2 separate regions of the Homo sapiens genome follow, and region 1 is linked to region 2. Evidence: chromatin loops called from intact Hi-C (ENCODE). Cell type or tissue: heart left ventricle. All regions are shown on one strand.

The links. Peaks named below come from ENCODE experiments on the same cell type or tissue, not always from the same donor. Only the 100,000 strongest peaks of a DNase experiment are listed, where the experiment ranks them.
Region 1: a loop joins it to region 2, with 17 times the contacts of the local background. A loop is called at or near these places in 6 of 110 quality-filtered maps.

Annotation. Positions count from the first base shown.
Region 1 is chr9:17,529,722-17,534,721 of GRCh38, forward strand. No RefSeq gene overlaps it. Among named protein-coding and RNA genes, the nearest start is that of SH3GL2, 47 kb to the right of the region's middle. In heart left ventricle, a CTCF peak has its summit at 2,124 (motif pointing right); no DNase peak of the experiment used is centred here.
Region 2 is chr9:19,454,666-19,459,665 of GRCh38, forward strand. No RefSeq gene overlaps it. Among named protein-coding and RNA genes, the nearest start is that of MAP1LC3BP1, 6.2 kb to the right of the region's middle. RefSeq lists enhancers at 2,576-3,171, 2,766-3,060, 3,075-3,214. In heart left ventricle, no CTCF peak of the experiment used is centred here; no DNase peak of the experiment used is centred here; H3K4me3 peaks cover 824 bases; H3K27ac peaks cover 1,248 bases.

The DNA of each region.
Region 1 (5,000 bases), 1.9 Mb before region 2:
AGTGATGGTTTCCAGCTTCATCCATGTCCCAGCAAAGGACATGAACTCAGAGAAGGCTAAATTATTATTACACTTTAATTGCAAAAAGGCTTGCAATAATCTAAGTTACCATCATGCATCTACGATAATTTTATCCTGGAGTTTTGGGAGATGAATTTTATGTACTATATCAGCAAGTCGTTGAAAAAAACAAGCTAATGTGGGAACTCTAACCAGTGGTTCCATAACATCGTCGTGTCTAAAATTCTCCCATAGTAAGTAAAACAATATTTTGATTCGATTTGGTCTTTAAAAAGTATGTCACATATTCCTTCCTTCTTTCTCCTAATTTTATTAGAAAAAGCAATATAGTATGGTAGTTAAGTACATAGGCTTTAGAGCCAGACAAACTCAAGTTCAGGTCTAATTCAGCCTCTTATTTGCTGCTTCTTTCTTCTTGGCCAGGTTGCTACTTAACCTCTCTGAATCTCATCTGAAAAGTGGGTATAATATTTCTCATAGGGTTTATGAATGGAAAGCACTTAGCACAGTTGAATAAATGACAGGCATTATTATTATTTGGGGGAAAAGAAGGAAGGGTGAAGTGAGGAGTATCACCAAACAATACTGTAAATTGTGAATTACAGCTCCAAGGAGATTAATAAAATTATATGGATTTTTAAACTGTGATAATCCATGAAAGCTCAGAAGACCCACCTTTCCATAATGATCCCACTAAGGATTTGCTGTGAAATTCAAAGCAAATTATCTAATGACTTTAGGACTCAGTTTCCTTATCTATTTTCACAGCATGTCCATGACCACAGATGTGGGTCAAAGGCCAGAAGGAATTTCCTGAACGTTCTGTTCTTTATAAGACCCCTCAGACCCTCAGTCAGTTCTGAAATTAGGGTGAGGGTTGGGTCATTGGAAACCCCAATAGTAAGCCTGATTGAAAGCCTCACCAGCCCCACAGGACTGGGGTTCAGAAAAGCTTCAATTTAATTTAGAACAAATAGAGTGTTTACACATCTAATGATAACAAATTTGCACTCATTCATAAACACAGACACAGTTTTTTTTTATTTTGAGACGGAGTCTTGCGCTGTCTCCTGGGCAGGAGTGCAGTGGCGCCATCTCGGTTCACTGCAAGCTCCACCTCCCAGGTTCAAGTGATTCTCCTGCCTCAGCCTCCTAAGCAGCTGGGATTACAGGCACCCGCCACCACGCCGGGCCAATTTTTTTGTATTTTTAGTAGAGAGGGGGTTTCACTGTGTTGGCCAGGTTGGTCTCGAACTCCTGACATCGTGATCCACCTGCCTCAGCCTCCCAAAGTACTGGGATTACAGGTGTGAGCCACTGCACCCGGCCACAGATTTCTCTTATATTCATTATAGAGCCTTGAGGCCTTACAGGAGTAAAGAAAGATATTGGTTTGTTGAGTGTACTTGGTGACTCAGCTTAGCTGATGTGACATGTGCTGAAAAGTGAGGAAGATACTTCTAAACCTAACCTGGACCTTTGGGCAGCAACTGGTGACAAAAATTGACACAGGATTTACAGGAATCTAAGGAAATACCTAAATACCATTGAGATCTACCTGTTATTTTTTACTTGAAGTACGTGCTTTTGGTGAATAGAATACATTCTCTACCCCATCAGATCTCTCACCAGACATGTTAACTAGTGACCAACTGATGGACTGGTGGTTAATTGCCTCTGTCAACCCCCAGAGCAGAAAATGCTAAGAAATAGCCAAGAGCAATGTAGCCAGAGGAGGACAATTAAGCCTTTGTTTTAGAAATTTGCCTGAGTAGTTTTCACTGGGAATTAGGGGGACTTTCTTTTTTCCAATTAGTATCCATTTTGAAATATTCAACACAGGGCTGAATACTCAAAGCAACCCCTCGGATTACCCAATCCTTACTCTCAAGTTTGTTGTGTTCCAGGTGTTTCGCTGTTGCCTTAATTTTTAGGCTCACTATTCTGAATACCACATTTTCGACCCAGGAAGACAGTGAGAATTCACTGAACAGTGAGCAACGCAAGCAATTTTTACTAAAAGTGAAAGAGAAGTCAAGAAAGCACCACCAGGGTGCTGTTCTTTTCAAATAAAATACACGTGTCAATAACAGCAGTGGACACCGGGGGGCAGTAACACACAACATAGGCAGCCTTTTTTTTTTCTTTAAATTTTATAATTAAATTGCATAAATTAAATAATGGTTTTCCAAGTTTCCACTTTGAAAAAAGAATTTCCCCAACAGTGTCTGCTGGTCAGGAGATACCACGCAGAGATACATGACTCAAAAGGTTGTCTTCTGGATCTTAATCAGAAGATCTGATTCTGTTTGTGAATCCAGTAATATTGCCGTTTTACATCTTTGACTTGAAATTAGGACAGACTATCTTTTTAAATTGGCTTTTACTATTTTCTCTCATCTCATGGCAGAATGACCAAAAGCTATATATAGTTTTTTTTTCTTGTTTTGTTTCTTTATTTGAGATGGAGTCTCACTCACGTCGCCCAGGCTGGAGTGCAATGGCGGGATATCGGCTCACTGCAATCTCCGCCTCCCGGGCTCAAGTGATTCTCCTGCTCAGCCTCCTAAGTAGCTGGGATTACAGGCACACACCACCACACCCAGCTAATTTTTGTATTTTTAGTAGAGACGAGGTTTCACCATGTGATCCAGGCTGGTGTCACATATAATTTCCTATATTCACGTTTGTAAGTCAGCCCTTCCTAGTTTGAGAGGACAGACTAGGCCCTGGGGTTGTGTGCAGTCTTTCCCTGGCCATGGTGATGGGCTGGAGTGCAGGGGCCGGGGGATGGAGCTTCTGCTTAACAATGGTTTTAGGGCCGCGGTCATCTTGAGGCAGGTGTGGCAAAGGCACCCTGGAGAGGAGAGGTGAAGAGACCTGGAGGCGCCAGGGGTTTGAGAACAGATGGAGAGCAGGTGACCCTGGAGCTCACCTTCCTCGGGGCAGGGACAAGAGGAAGGCCACATGTGCCCCTGTGCAGAGCCAGCTCCCGTGGGACACACAAAGGCATCCACACCCTAGGAGTTTCAGCTTTTCTCAAGTACCACCTCCAGCCTCATCACTCTGCCAGCTGCTCCTGCTTAACTTGTCAGACTCTAGGGACCTATGGCAAGAAGATCACTGGACCAACCAGGAAAGGAAAATACTAAGGCTTCAAACTTTTGGAAAGCTACTGGCCATACTTTTATGGAGCACAGAAGAAAAACAAATCCTCAAGTATCTGATGCTGTTTAGAAATAAGTATAAACTGCAGTTCATCCTTAAAAATAGCTAAATAATAACAGCTGACTGTATATAGTGCTGAAGGGGGTTGGCCACGGTTCTAAAGTCATTTAATTCTTATAAAGACCCCATGGAGCATGTGCCATAATTATCCCAGTTGGGGAATCTGTGGTGCACAGAGGCTAAATGACTCAGCTAAGGACGCTTGAGCTTTTAAGAATTGGAGGTGGGATTTGAACTCAGGCAATCTGGTACCGGAGGCTACACTCTGAACCATTACGCTCTGATGCTGGCAAAATGAGAAATGCAAAGTTTCCTCCTGTAAATGAAAGCAAAGCAAACCCTTACTCTGAATTTCTGTAACTGGATTTGGAGTTAAGTTACTTGAATACATATATGATAAATTGTCTGAATGAAAAATGCTGTTTTACATGGATACCTAACTCATTTAAAACTTATAATGGGATTTTTGCCTTTAATTATTCTAATTCCACTTCCTGGTTACAGATACTTAAAAAAAAAAAAAAAAAAAAAGCTTTTTTACCCCTCTACTGGAAATCAAGCATCCCTAGAGAGAAATAGCGTCTTTTTCATGACCTTTTTTAGCACTTGGCATATTTATCATGGGGTCTAACTCAGAGAAGGTATTCCATAAATATTTATTAGCTGCTTGTACAGCTTTAATAACTATTGTTGCTTCAATAAATATTCATTATGGGTGAAAAGTACATCTGCCAGGAGCTCTTGTTTTACTATATATCATAATAGGAAAATAAATTTATGAGTTTCTAAAAGATGGAAAAATTTATGAGCTAAAATATATCTTAATCACTAATGTATTTTTAAGAATCTTTGATAGTTTCTTAAATTGTTAATGCATCCAAGAGGAGAGGGAGAAGTGGTGAAATTATGTAAATAACAAATTCAGGATTCTTAAGAGAAGACGGGTAAGATTATATGATAGACAATAGGCTAGGCATTTTTATAATTACTTTTTTTAGCTTCTCAGAAATGCTAAAAGGCTATTATATTGTTCCCATTTTCCAGATGAGGAAGCTGAGAGTTAGGGAAGTAACTTCCTTTCCAACTAGTCAGGATTTGAATATGTCTGGTTTCAAAATCCACACCCTTTCTATTATACATTATATCAATCAAGAATTCATTCTATAGCAATAGAACTTGTTGATGGTGGTTTAAAACTGTGGGATTTATTTTCTCACATGAAAGGTAGTGTGGAGACACCTGGGCGTTGGCAATGGCCCAGTGTCTGGGTGATGTCAGGGCAATGATACTGTGATGTTCTCAGCCTTTCCTCACGGTTGCAAGACTCAAGGGAGGAAGATGAGAAGGGGAAGTAGGCCCTCAAATCCAAAAACTTTCTTAGGAACCTCACAGCAGATTTCATTTATATCCCATTGTCCATAACAGAGTTAAGGAGGAGGATGATAAAGAGTTGGACAAGCCAATGATCAGTGTCTACACAATCAGGTTGTGATGTTTGATAGTAGATTCTTTTGATGTTGTCTCTGTAGGGTAATTGTTAAATGATCAAGCAGTTCCTCTGAGCTCATCTCCAGCGGGTACATTCTGGGTCAGAAGAACTGAGTTTTCAAGTGCATCTCGGGTATCTGGTCACTTTTGCTTCTGCCAACATAGTCTTGTCCAGTGTCAGAGAGAGGACATGCTGTTAAGTGCTGCCACTTTTCATGTACTTCCTACAAGTACCATGTCTGTAGCTCTGTGCTGTAAAACTG
Region 2 (5,000 bases):
AATGGATTTTATAGACATAATTCCCCTGCAAACTTAAAAAAATAAATAACCCCTACTTTATAGGACTAATTGTTTGAATTGTATCTTTCTCTGTATGTTAAACCAGATTTAAAACTATTTTATAACCACAATATGTAATCAGAGCAATATAGTGTTTTCAGATATATACCTTGTTTTATACCTTATGTAGGTGTCCTACATAAGGGTGGCATGCCCACTGGCTGTGGTAAAATTTAATCCTCATTGCTTTGGGAGTGACTTAAGGCCTTTTGAAGTGGAGCTTTTGCACTTTATACTTTTTCTGTGAACTATGATAACTATATTTGATATTAAAGCTGTAAGTGGCATTTTCAGCAAATGAATATGTACATGTTTGTGTCTATTTCCAAAATGATTTCTGAACTATCTGCAGTGAAAATGTATCTGATGGATTGTAGAGCAAAGCACATTGCCTAAATTCATTTGTTAATGAATTGGGTACCATTGTTATTAAAAATGCGTAAAGTAATTGTTGTTCCTTGTTGGTTTCTTCTCAGAGCTGTGAAATTAACACATGAAAATATTTCCAGCATAAAATACCTAAGAACAGTTTATTTTTACTAAAACTTCTATAGTCATGTCATATAGATATAAATCTCAAATATAGGCCTGGTGCGGTGGCTCGTGCCTGTAATCCCAGCACTTTGGGAGGGGAAGGTGGGTGGATCACCTGAGGTCAGGAGTTCGAGACCAACCTGGCCAACATGGCGAAACCCCGTCTCTACTAAAAAAAATACAAAAATCAGCTGGGCATGGTAACTCGCACCTGCAGTCCCAGCTAGTCAGGAGGCTGAGGCAGGAGAATCACTTTCACCTGGGAGGCGATGGTTGCAGTGAGTCAAGGTTGCACCAATGCCCTCCAGCCTGGGTGACAGAGCGAGACTCTGTCTCAAAAAAAAAAAAAAAACCCAAAAATCTCAAATATAGAATACAGTTCATTTATGCTGGATTTCATCAAATCACTAGAAGGAAGATCGTGACATTTTAAAATCATAAATTTAGCAGGAAAATTTTTACCTACTTCTTTTAATTTTCTGTGGCAGTTTTTTAAACTGAAAGGACTCACAGATCATCAGATTTAGAAGAATAGTCTGGGCACAGTGGCTCATGCCTGTAATCCTGGCACTTTGGGATGCTGAAGTGGGTGTATCGCTTGAGCTCAGGAGTTCAAAACCAGCCTGGGCAACATGGTAAAACCCTGTCTCTACCAAAATTACAAAAATTAGCCAGGTGTGGTGATACACACCTGTAGTCCCAGCTACGCAGGAGGCTGAGGTGGGAGGATTGCTTGAGCCTAGGAGGCAGAGGTTGCAGTGAGCAGAGATCGTGCCACTGTGCTCCAGCCTGGGCCAAACAGTGAGACCATTTATCAAAAAGAAAAAAAAAAAAGAAAAATCGTAAGAGAAGAAAGACTGGATAAGCATTATCTGTATCATTACAGTGGGTTTTTAGACTTTTTTTTTTTTTTCTGGCAGAGGTGAGGGGACAAGGAGTGGCCCCATAGTTGTTTGGCAATATAAAAGCTGTAGGAAAACGTCCATGTAGAGGTTGAGTATCTCTAATCCAAAAATAAAAAATCAGAAATTCTCCAAAACCTGAAACTTTTTGAGCACCTATATAAAAATCAAAGGGAATATTCCTTGGAGCATTTTAGACTTCTGATTTTTGGAATAGGGATGCTGTATAATGCAAATATTCCAAAGTCTGATATCTGAAATCCAAGCATTTCTGGTTCCAGGCACTTTGGATAAGGGACATTCAATCAGTATATAATTTTCTGGGGGTTCAGACATCTCTAGTAGCCCATCCAGGTAAACAGCCTCTGCCCAACAGGAGACTAAGCAAGCACTCAAATCCTTTTGGTGCTGAAATTGGTTACTCAGTCTTCGGGACTGAACTTTTTTGAGGCTGTGGTCAGGGACAGTGGCTGAGGAAGTTGAGAGCTCTGCTTTTGGGGCACTGGCACGGGTGTGTGTGCCTCTCTCCCCGACAGTCTGGATTATTTGTTTCTCCTCTTGGGTGACCTCTTTTTCTGAGTCTGGCTGGGAGTTGATGCAGCCACACCTGCTCCCTTTTCCAGATTGCCCTTTGAAGACCAGAGCTCAGGGGCTAGCCTCTCCCACTCTTTTCTTTAAAGGACTTTTCATTAAAAGACATTACATTGAAAGACTGTGTTAAAGAACTATACTACAAAGGGCTGGAGTGGGCAGACCCAGGGTTCTGGCAAGTGACATCTTAGGGCTCCTCAACAAACTGGGAACTTAGATTTTTTCCTTGCAGCCTCTTTCCTGGTTTACAGTTTCACAGTTCTTAAGATGGTGTTTGGGTTTGTCATACCGTTCTGTCTACTTTTGTATAGTTGGATTTTTTCATAATAAGAACTTAAAAGATACGGTATTTGAGATTTTGTTCTCCACTGTCTCCAGAGCCGGTTCTCAGCCTCCTTTCCGGCCCCGTTTTAAGAGGGCTGGCAGCCCCTCTCTCCCAGAACTTATCTTGTCTCAAGTGGCACTTCTGTCTCTAACTGTCTCCAGCCTGGCGACACCTAGTTTACCTGGGAAGTCTTCTCTTTGGGTGTTAACTCACAAAAAGGAAGAGATCACCCTCACCTGGGTTTTTATTTATTTTATGCTTCTCATTAAAACAAAACATTTGATTCAGCTGCTTTGGCAATTGAGAGCAGAGACCAAAGTGCTATTTTTAAGATGTAACAAATAACAGTAGTTTATTTTTATATTCGGGCTAGTGATAGGAAACTGGCTGAAGGTAAGGCCAGGAGCATGAAGTAATGGAAAACATACAGTGGCGCTGATGATATTTGGGAGAGAGGGTTTCCTGTGAACAAAGAAAGCCATTAGCTACTGGGTGGGAGGGACGGAGACGCTCCTGGAGTAATACTGCCATCTTGTGGGTTTTTGAGGCATTGCTATGTGGCGCAAGCGAAGCCCTTCCCAGTTCCTAATCATCCCAGAGATCACCAATTGTCTCAAAACGCCAAGTTATGTAATCTCTTTCTGGGCCCAGGTATGTTTCCCTGCATTTTTCCAAGCATCTCTCTCCCTTCCTTTTCCTCTCCTCTCTTCCCTTAGAAATTCAGTTTTCACCCCCCACCCCGGGTGTTTTAGAGGTTGCCCAATGTGAAAGCAAATACTGTTGTTGGCTCTCGGTATTCGTGGTTCCAGGACCCCCCAACCCCCATACCAAAATCCCAGAGGCTCCAGTCTCATACATAAAATAGCATTGTATTTACATATTACCTATGCACGTCTTGTGTGCTTTAAATCATCTCTGGATTACTTATAATACCTAATACAATGTATATGCTGTGTAAACAGTTGTTAAACTGCGTTGCTTTTTATTTGTATTATTATTTATTGTTGTGTTATGATTTTTTACTGTTTCTTTTTCCCTGAATATTTTCGATCCATGTTGAATAGGTGGATGTGGAACCTGAGGTTACAAAGGGGCTGTATTTAAAACCAATTTAAGGTAGATGTGATTTAAAGGAAGTTTTGTGTTTTTGTTTGTTTATTAGATATGGGGTCTTGCTGTGTTGCCCAGGCTGGAAGGTAGGGGCTATTTACAGGCTCCATAATGGCACACTACAGCATTGACCTCCTGGCCTCAAGCGATCCTCCTGCCTCAGCCTCCTTAGTAGCTGGGCCAAAAGGCACTAGCCACCGACCAGTCTGGAGGAAGTTTTTAATCCACTGGAGTGAAATTTAACTTTTGGGATTAATAGCTCAATTTACACAAGTCAAATGTCATTATAACTCAGATCTTTTTAAAGATGAATCTAATTTAAATCAACACTCAGCAAGTGTCTGTGTGGTATTACCTATTATGCTGCCTGCAGAGGGTTATGGGGACGGATGGAGCAGCTCAGATCTGGGGAGGGGAGAAGGCCACTGACTCTGCCAAATCCCCGTAGTGGAGAGGAATCAACAGTGCTAGGGAGGCAGGAAGGAGAGAGTGGTGAGTTTTCACCAGGGAGGAGCGAGAATTCTAAGCTTTAACTGATAAACCATGAGCCACATATAATACGGAATTTCAGTCCAGTGAAATAATTGGTCGACTCCCTAGGAATATTATTGGTAGACTCCCTAGGAATTTTCTTACAAGCAAACCTTATTTGACAGCCCATCACATAAGTTATCTTTCACATAAATGGTCTCATTTACTCCTCTCAGCTATTTTGCGAGGCTGGCATTACCATTATTCCTGTTTTGGGTACGACTGGAAATGTATTTTGACCACTGCTATTGCAAGGATGTGAACCCAGGACTTTTGACTCTTAGGTTTAATTCTCTTTCCACAGAGGATTTATGGCAAATGAGTTAAAGGTTTTCATATAGGTGGGCACCAAATTGGAATTGTCAGTTTCAAAACTGTCCTATTAGTACAAATAATTGGGTAAAATACAGTTGGCCTTTCATATGCATGGGTTGTGTATCTGTGAATTCAACCAGCCTTAGATTAAAAATACTTAAAAAATTCAGTGTTGAATATGTAGAAAGTATTTTTTTTACAGCTTTTAATTGTACCTTTATTCAACTTAGTTCATTAAAAATGTACTTGTTTTAAAGATCCTGCAAATAAAGTGACCACTCACTAATGTGGGCTATAGGTCACCCCTCAGCATGTTATTTATTTTTTTTTAAAAAGCAGTATGTCTTATAGGAATCTTACTGATCACACAGTAGTTACAATAATGTCAGATGTGATGTATACATTCTAAATGAGACAGGCTGGTTAAGAATTTACATAATGTAAAAATATACATATTAAAAGTTAGCCAAGTGGACAGATGCATGCAGTGGGGAGAGCAGGTGACAGGAACTGCTTTAATGATCAGTACAGGGCCCAGATGCAAGGAATCTGGGTTTCCCCTATTATAGTAAATAGCTTTCACTAATGTATACAGGAATTCCATACACATCTAAACACACGAGGGTAAGTTG